Regions from separate parts of the Homo sapiens genome. Here all the other regions are linked to region 1. Evidence: chromatin loops called from intact Hi-C (ENCODE). Cell type or tissue: endothelial cell of umbilical vein. All regions are shown on one strand. Region 1 has its middle 15 kb from the start of CFAP126. Region 2 holds the start of LOC107985221 (a long non-coding RNA gene). Region 3 holds the start of PPOX (protoporphyrinogen oxidase).

The links. A loop is a pair of places that touch in the nucleus more often than their neighbours do. Peaks named below come from ENCODE experiments on the same cell type or tissue, not always from the same donor. Only the 100,000 strongest peaks of a DNase experiment are listed, where the experiment ranks them.
Region 2: it touches region 1 in a loop (3-fold over the local background); 17 of 110 quality-filtered maps call a loop at or near these places.
Region 3: it touches region 1 in a loop (6-fold over the local background); 6 of 110 quality-filtered maps call a loop at or near these places.

Annotation. Positions count from the first base shown.
Region 1 is chr1:161,381,198-161,383,697 of GRCh38, forward strand. No RefSeq gene overlaps it. Among named protein-coding and RNA genes, the nearest start is that of CFAP126, 15 kb to the left of the region's middle. In endothelial cell of umbilical vein, a CTCF peak has its summit at 1,138 (motif pointing left); DNase peaks (open chromatin) are centred at 744 and 1,284; H3K27ac peaks cover 1,350 bases.
Region 2 is chr1:161,290,443-161,292,942 of GRCh38, forward strand. LOC107985221 (a long non-coding RNA gene) reads right to left here and starts at 890. Exons shown (of 2, transcript XR_001738270.2): 1 at 246-890. In endothelial cell of umbilical vein, a CTCF peak has its summit at 1,285 (motif pointing left); a DNase peak (open chromatin) is centred at 1,259.
Region 3 is chr1:161,164,480-161,166,979 of GRCh38, forward strand. It overlaps USP21 (ubiquitin specific peptidase 21), which reads left to right. Exons shown (of 14, transcript NM_001014443.3): 11 at 55-133; 12 at 356-463; 13 at 550-664; 14 at 878-1,244. The coding sequence ends at 968. PPOX (protoporphyrinogen oxidase) reads left to right here and starts at 1,947. Exons shown (of 13, transcript NM_001122764.3): 1 at 1,947-2,193; 2 at 2,361-2,455. The coding sequence starts at 2,369. In endothelial cell of umbilical vein, a CTCF peak has its summit at 1,360; a DNase peak (open chromatin) is centred at 1,862; H3K4me3 peaks cover 1,235 bases; H3K27ac peaks cover 1,527 bases.

The sequences.
Region 1 (2,500 bases):
GGTTGTTTTGTGTATGTGTGTGTGTTTTTGTTTTTTTGTTTGTTTTTTGAGACGGAGTCTCGCTCTGTTGCCAGGCTGGAGTGCAGTGGCTCCATCTTGGCTCACTGCAACCTCCGTCTTCCGGGTTCAAGTGATTTTCCTGCCTCAGAGTCCCAAGCAGCTGGGACTACAGGTGCGCACCACCACGCCCAGCTAATTTTTGTATTTTTAGTAGAGACGGGGTTTCACCAGGTAGGCCAGGATGGTCTCGATCTCTTAACCTCGTGATCTGCCCGCCTCGGCCTCCCAAAGTGCTGGGCCTGGCCAAGTGTGCTTTTTTGTTTGTTTTTCATTACAAAAAGAAGAAGGGGCCAGGCACGGTGGCTCACGCCTGTAATCCCAGCACTTTGGGAGGCCGAGGCGGATGGATCACCTGAAGTCAGGAGTTTGAGACCAGCCTGACCAACATGGAGAAACCTCGTCTCTACTAAAAATACAAAAATTAGCTGGGCTTGGTGGCGCGCGCCTGTAATCCCAGCTACTCGGGAAGCTGAGGCAGGAGAATCACTTGAACCCAGAAGGCAGAAGTTGCAGTGAGCTGAGATCGAGCCACTGCACTCCAGACTGGGCGACAGAGCAAGACCATCTCAAAAAAAAAGAAAAAGAAAAAGGAAGCTGAGCTACAGATTAAACAAACATTTCATAGAGAAGGAAATACCATGGCCGGCTGCGGTGCTTATGCCTGTAATCCCAGCACTTCAGGAGGATCACTTGAGGTCAGAACTTCCAGACTAGCTGGGCAACATAAATGAGACCTCATCTCTACTAAAAATCAAGTGATTACCTTTAGGGAGAGAGAAGGAGTGATATGGAAGGTGTGGAGGTAGATGATAAACTTATTTAAATATGCCTTGTTTTATAGCGTTTATTTTGAAACCCAAGTATTTTACATAGTTATAAAACAAAATTTTAAAAATTTCTAAAATAAATAAATAAATTCTCTTCATTTTTACAACAAAAAGATTTTTAAAGAAGAGATAGTTGGCTATAATACAAAAGCTATATAAACAGTTAATACCTCTGCTTCCTCTCAACTTGACACAGATCATATTGTTTTCTTTCTTGAGATTAAGTCTCCCTCTAGTGGAGACTAGTTTTACAACTAATCCCCAACACCCAGCACCACAAAGGAAAATATCCTTTGCCTATTTCCTCCTGCTGCTGTAAAATTGTATATTTTAGGTATCAGAGTCTTGAGAAGGAGGACGTGGTAGAAGATACTGAGCAATGGGATAGTAAAGAGCTGGGGACAGAGTTAAGTTTTATAAGGAATTAGGGATATGAGAAGCTCTAAGAGCCAAGATTTGGGTTATTCAACTCAGAATGGGCAAGGAACCTCAGCTTCATGATGGTAAAAAATTCCACCACCTCTGCCCAGAAAAAGGTGATTCACATCCTGATATCACTGTGTACTCAGGGAAATAGCTCCCCACAAGGCATTGCATTAGGGAGAAACTATGGTGAGGAACAGCGATGAGCAGGACATGAAGAGTGATGGTCCTAAGCCAGATATGATGTCATGAGGGTGAACTCCAGGACCTCCTGTCCTTCAGGACGATCCCACAGTCTCACTAACCACTGAGGGCAGATGCAGAAAAGCTTTGCCTTCCCAGAGACTGATCAGGGGAAAAGGTACTGGCACAGCCTCTTCAGTTCCTGGCAGGGACGGGCAGAGACTAGCCCACATTGAAAGTGGCCCCTTGGGGGATTATGGGAGGATCCTTGTGTCCTGGGCTACCCTAGGTCTCATCTGATCTTGCACAGTGAAAGCTACTCATGGAAGAACTCCCTTAGCAGGGAAGCCGTTAGAGTGAAATCTTTCCTAACATTGACTCTGGTTTGTGGAAGTATATGACATTTTTCTCCATTCTCTGTAGCACTGTGGTCTTACCCTCTGAAGAGAATGTTTGTTGGTTGCCACCTCAGCATGTATCTTCCACCCCCTTTACAATTTTTGATAAGAACACAAAAAGAAATGAAGACTAAAAATGGCCCAGTTTCCTAAGATTGTTTTCTGATCCTATAAAATCTAATTCCTTAATGCAGCTCTGTGGTCCTGCTCTTTTGCATACCTAGCTTGAGAATGCTGTCTAGGAAGGGACTCATTTGAAGAATTATTATTTCTGCCAATTCCCACATCTTTCTTTCTCTTGCCTTCACTTCCTCCTTTAAGAGGTGAATTTTCAGACACATTAAAATTCTGGAGGAAAAAAGTGGGCTAATTAGGTGTGGTGACCCTTCCTGGATGCAAAATGTAGCATAATTCTCTAGGAATCCATCAACAAAGAAGATAGGCCATTGAGGAAGATATCTCTCTCCCCAAACATATTGGTTGCTAAAGGCCAGCCCCCAGACCATGATTCCTAAAGTAACAAAAGGTAATGTGAAAAATAATGGAATGTTATTTAGACTTGAAAAGGCAGGAAATTCTGACACATGCCAGAACATGGATGAAACTTGA
Region 2 (2,500 bases), 91 kb before region 1:
TTTTTTTTTTTTTTTTGAGACAGAGTCTGGCTCTGTCGCCCAGGCTGGAGTGCAGTGGTGTGATCTCAGCTCACTGCAAGCTCCGCCTCCCGGGTTCAAGCGATTCTCCTGCCTCAGCCTCCCAAGCAGCTGGGACTACAGGCACCCGCCACCAGGCCTGGCTAATATTTTGCATTTTTGTTGAGATGGGGTTTCACCGTGTTAGCCAGGATGGTCTCAATCTCCTGACCTCATGATCCGCCCACCTCGGCCTTCCAAAGTGCTGGGATTACAGGCATGAGCCACCGCGCCTGGCCTGAGGTTTGCTTTTTGTGTAAGATGGTGCCTTTCCTTCTGGTTGTTTAGGTGGCAGCTTTGACTCCAGATCTACAAAGGCAGAGATTCACAGTCCACAGATAATTAGAAAGTCAGCCTGTTCACTAGGGTGCAGGAAGAGCTTCCTCATTCCTTTGTTGGCTCTTTCTCTCCTGCAGTCATCGGGTTAGGGTGAACCCTTCCTCTCAGCATCATGCTTCAATCATCATCATCATCATCATCATCATCATGGTCATCATCATCATAGGCTTTCCTTACTCACCAATCCACATGAAGCAAAGGGAGCCACCCCCACTAGATCACTTGAGAGTATCCTTACCTGCACATAACTCTTTGTTGGCTCAGGTTACATGAGACTTAGGATCTTCAGTGATGCTCACCCCCAAGTTGGGGTGATTCCTCAGCCTTATGCTACCTACAGAATATGAATGGTGATGATAATAGTAATATCTAAGATTTGTAAGTAGTTGTGTGTCAGATCCCATTCTAAGCACGTTTACATATATTAACTCATTTAATTCTTGCTGCTTTATGACATAGATACTATTATTATCCCCATTTTATAAATGAAGAAACTGAGGCACATAAATATTAAATAACCTGCCCAAAACAAATAAATGTTTGAGCTAGGACCAGAACTCAGGCAGTCTGGCTCCAGAATCTGAGCCCTTTGTATTACCCTGATAAGGGGCTAGATAAGTGAAGGGCAATAGATTGGTTGTCAAGAATGTTGTCCAGCCTAGCTTATAGGGCAGAGCTTCCCTTAGCTGAGCTCAGGCATATCCACTTGGTCCCTCATAACCTAGACAGGTAAAATCTGTACCTTCTCTGGTCCCTCATCCTTCCAGGGAAGAACCAGTGAGTAGGTGTGGATATCCTGAAGCTAAGCTAAACTCTCCTCTTAACTCATGGGAAGGCCCTAGGCCTCATTTATTCTTCTAAATCAGTTCTCAACAACAGGGTGCACTGCCCTCTAGGGGATGTTTTGGGTATCTGTGGGGGGATTTTTTTTAGTTGTCACTGTGTGTGTGTGTGTGTGTGTGTGTGTGTGTGTGTGTGTGTGTGTGTGTTGGGGTGGGGGGTGAGGTGGTGATGGTGGTGGTGAAGGTTCCTGGTATTTAGGAGCCAAGGATGCTAGACAATACTGCAATGACCATTGTGTGTGTGTGTGTGTGTGTGTGTGTGTGTGTGTGTGTGTATTGGGGTGGGGGGTGGGGTGGTGATGGTGGTGGTGAAGGATCCTGGTATTTAGGAGCCAAGGATCCTAGACAATACTGCAATGACCAGGACAGTGCTGCACAAAAAAGAATTGTCCCACATCTCACATGACTTTTAAAAGCCCCATTGGAGGCCAGGCGCCATGGCTCACACCTGTAATCCCAGCACTTTGGTAGGCCGAGGCGGGCGGATCACCTGAGGTCAGGAGGTCGAGACCAGCCTGGCCAGCATAGTGAAACCCCATTTCTACTAAAAATACAAAAATTAGCTGGGCATGGTGGTGGGAGCATGTAATTCCAGCTACTCGGGAGGCTGAGGCAGGAGAATTGCTTGAACCTGGGAGGCGGAGGCTGCAGTGAGCTGAGATCGTGCCACTGCACTCCGGCCTGGGCGACAGAGCAAGACTTTGTCTTTAAAAAAATAAATAAATAAAAATCCAAAAATTAGTTGTCCATGCTTGCGTGCACCTGTAGTCCCAGATACTCGGGACGCTGACGCAGGAGAATCGCTTGAACCAGGGAGGCGGAGGTTGTAGTGAGCTGGGATCGCACCACTGCACTCCAGCCTGGGTGACAGAATGAGACTCCATCTAAAAAAAAAAAAGTCCCATTGGATATTAATTTAGGTAAATAAAGCCTGTTATAACCAGAAGGAGCCTGGAACACAACTCCATTTTACATATAAATGCAAAGTATTTTTGTCATTGTTTTAGACCCTGAATTTCCAAGAAATACAAGTAATGTGTAGATTGAAGGGACATCATAATTTTTGTTCAGAACTTTACCAAGAGTTGTTTGCCATTTCAGGAATCCATGTCATAAGACAATGCTATCTGTGGTATTTGAGTCTCTAATACCTACCTATCAGTTTGCATGTATTACTGTTGCATTCACAGCAGTTTTTTTTTGTTTGTTTTTGAGACTGTCTTGCTCTGCCTCCCAGGCTGGAGTGCAGTGGCAGCATCTCG
Region 3 (2,500 bases), 220 kb before region 1:
AAGCCAATTGAGGTTAGGAGCATATTAACCTAACACTGTTTGCCATTTATTCAGGTGTGTGACCGATGTCGGCAGAAAACTCGAAGTACCAAAAAGTTGACAGTACAAAGATTCCCTCGAATCCTCGTGCTCCATATCCTAATCTTCAGATTCTTACTTCTCTTAGGATACCTCCCATACATTCTCTTTCCTCCATGTTTCCAGAGAATTGAATTTTCCTTAGGAAAAGTCTGCCACCCACTTTTCCACAAGATGCTCCCAGTGTGTCGGGAGTGGGGAGAGGACAGCTTTCAGGATAGAAGAAGTTCCCCTCAGAGGCCCACTGCCTCCCAAATGCTCCTTAACCAGGGCTTAGATCTGAATCGATTTTCTGCCTCCCGAGGCTCCATCAAAAAAAGTTCAGTAGGTGTAGACTTTCCACTGCAGCGACTGAGCCTAGGGGACTTTGCCAGTGACAAAGCCGGTGAGTCTGGTGGGGAAAGTCCTAAGGAGCCAAAGGAGTGGGGGCACAGCTCTGATTATAGAACTTGATCATCTCCAACCCCGCAGGAAGTCCTGTATACCAGCTGTATGCCCTTTGCAACCACTCAGGCAGCGTCCACTATGGCCACTACACAGCCCTGTGCCGGTGCCAGACTGGTTGGCATGTCTACAATGACTCTCGGTGAGAATAGCCTCCTATTTACATCCTGCCCCATTCCCACTCAGCCCTGACACCCTCCCCTTCTATGAAGCTCCAGGAGAGCAGAGTGCCAGGTGAAAGGAGAGGTGGAGGTCTTGCCTGATCATTTCCTGGATGCTCTGAGGTTCGGTCTTGTAGGGAGAAGGGAGTAAACAGGAATGACCACAACCCTTTCCCGATCTCCTTTTTTCCTAGTGTCTCCCCTGTCAGTGAAAACCAGGTGGCATCCAGCGAGGGCTACGTGCTGTTCTACCAACTGATGCAGGAGCCACCCCGGTGCCTGTGACACCTCTAAGCTCTGGCACCTGTGAAGCCCTTTAAACACCCTTAAGCCCCAGGCTCCCCGTTTACCTCAGAGACGTCTATTTTTGTGTCTTTTTAATCGGGGAGGGGGGAGGGGGTGGTTGTAGCTCCATTATTTTTTTTATTAAAAAATACCCTTCCACCTGGAGGCTCCCTTGTCTCCCAGCCCCATGTACAAAGCTCACCAAGCCCCTGCCCATGTACAGCCCCCAGACCCTCTGCAATATCACTTTTTGTGAATAAATTTATTAAGAAAAAATGATGTGCTTATTTGTATTTTTGCTTAGGGGGTGATAGAGAACTGAGCCAAATTGGAGTCTTCTTGGGACCCAAGTTCCCTCTCTAACAGGTGGGGGCGCTCTCAGAGCCGAGGGGGAAGGTTTCGGGGATGGTGCTGGACCCGGACCTGTGTCCCCCAGCAGTGAAGGTTATGTACTGGGAGGAAAAGAGGAAAGGCATACTTGAGTGAGGCTGCGTGCAGGCTCTGGGGCGACTGGTTTGGTCGGCGATGGGGGAGTGCCACTGTTGACAAACACTGGGTACGTTGCCGGGCGGCCCTAGCTCCCGTAGGCCCGGTCTGTTGCTAACATCAAGGAGCTGTTTATGGAGCCGCCTCCCCGTGGACTGGCCTTAAGTGTCCCTATCTATTCTCCCTACGACCAAAGCTCCTGCGGCCTTCCCTCTAGGGTTGTCACCCTAGCTGGACCTGGTAAGCTTGTGCTGGGGAACGCTAACTCCAGCATTAAGCGCTCGCCGCCTCGGTCCTGAGGAGGGCAGTGACGGGTACGGCCGCTCACTCCCAGCTCGGCGCTAACACGGTTAACCTCCAGCTCTTACAGCTGCCGTCGCTCCGCCTCTGCCAGTTCAATGTTTTATTGGTGAACGTGATCCGGGGCCTTCCAAGTCCCGCCAATCCAGATGTAGGAGAGGTAGGGTTAGGCGCGTGCCGCGAGAACAGAGTGGACGGAGCGTAGGAGAGACCGAAAAGGCTGGGGGTGGGAGTAGCGGATTTGAAGCACTTGTTGGCCTACAGAGGTGTGGCAAGCAGAGCACCTCAGAACTCAGGCGTACTGCCCGCCGCCCGAGCCCTGCGAGGGCCGATAGCGAGGGTGTGGCCCTTATCTGCACCCAGCAGAGCGCCGGCGGGGTACGGTCTTAGGACCTCGATCTCCTTCTCCCTCATTTTCTCTCATCCCTACCTATTGTGGGTGAGTCCTGGCCCCTGGACGGGGACCTCGCTGTTCCACCAGCCCATCCGTGCACACTTAGTTTCCCCTAAAGCAGTGAGTGGCCGGGATAGAACTCAAAACCGGCGGGGCTTCTGGAGCGCAGGTTGTCCCCGGTCTGCCTGTCCATATCGCCCCCTTTCCCCCAGGTTTCCGCATGGGCCGGACCGTGGTCGTGCTGGGCGGAGGCATCAGCGGCTTGGCCGCCAGTTACCACCTGAGCCGGGCCCCCTGCCCCCCTAAGGTGAGTGCTCCACTTGTGCCAGAGGGAGCTTCATTTAATGCTCTT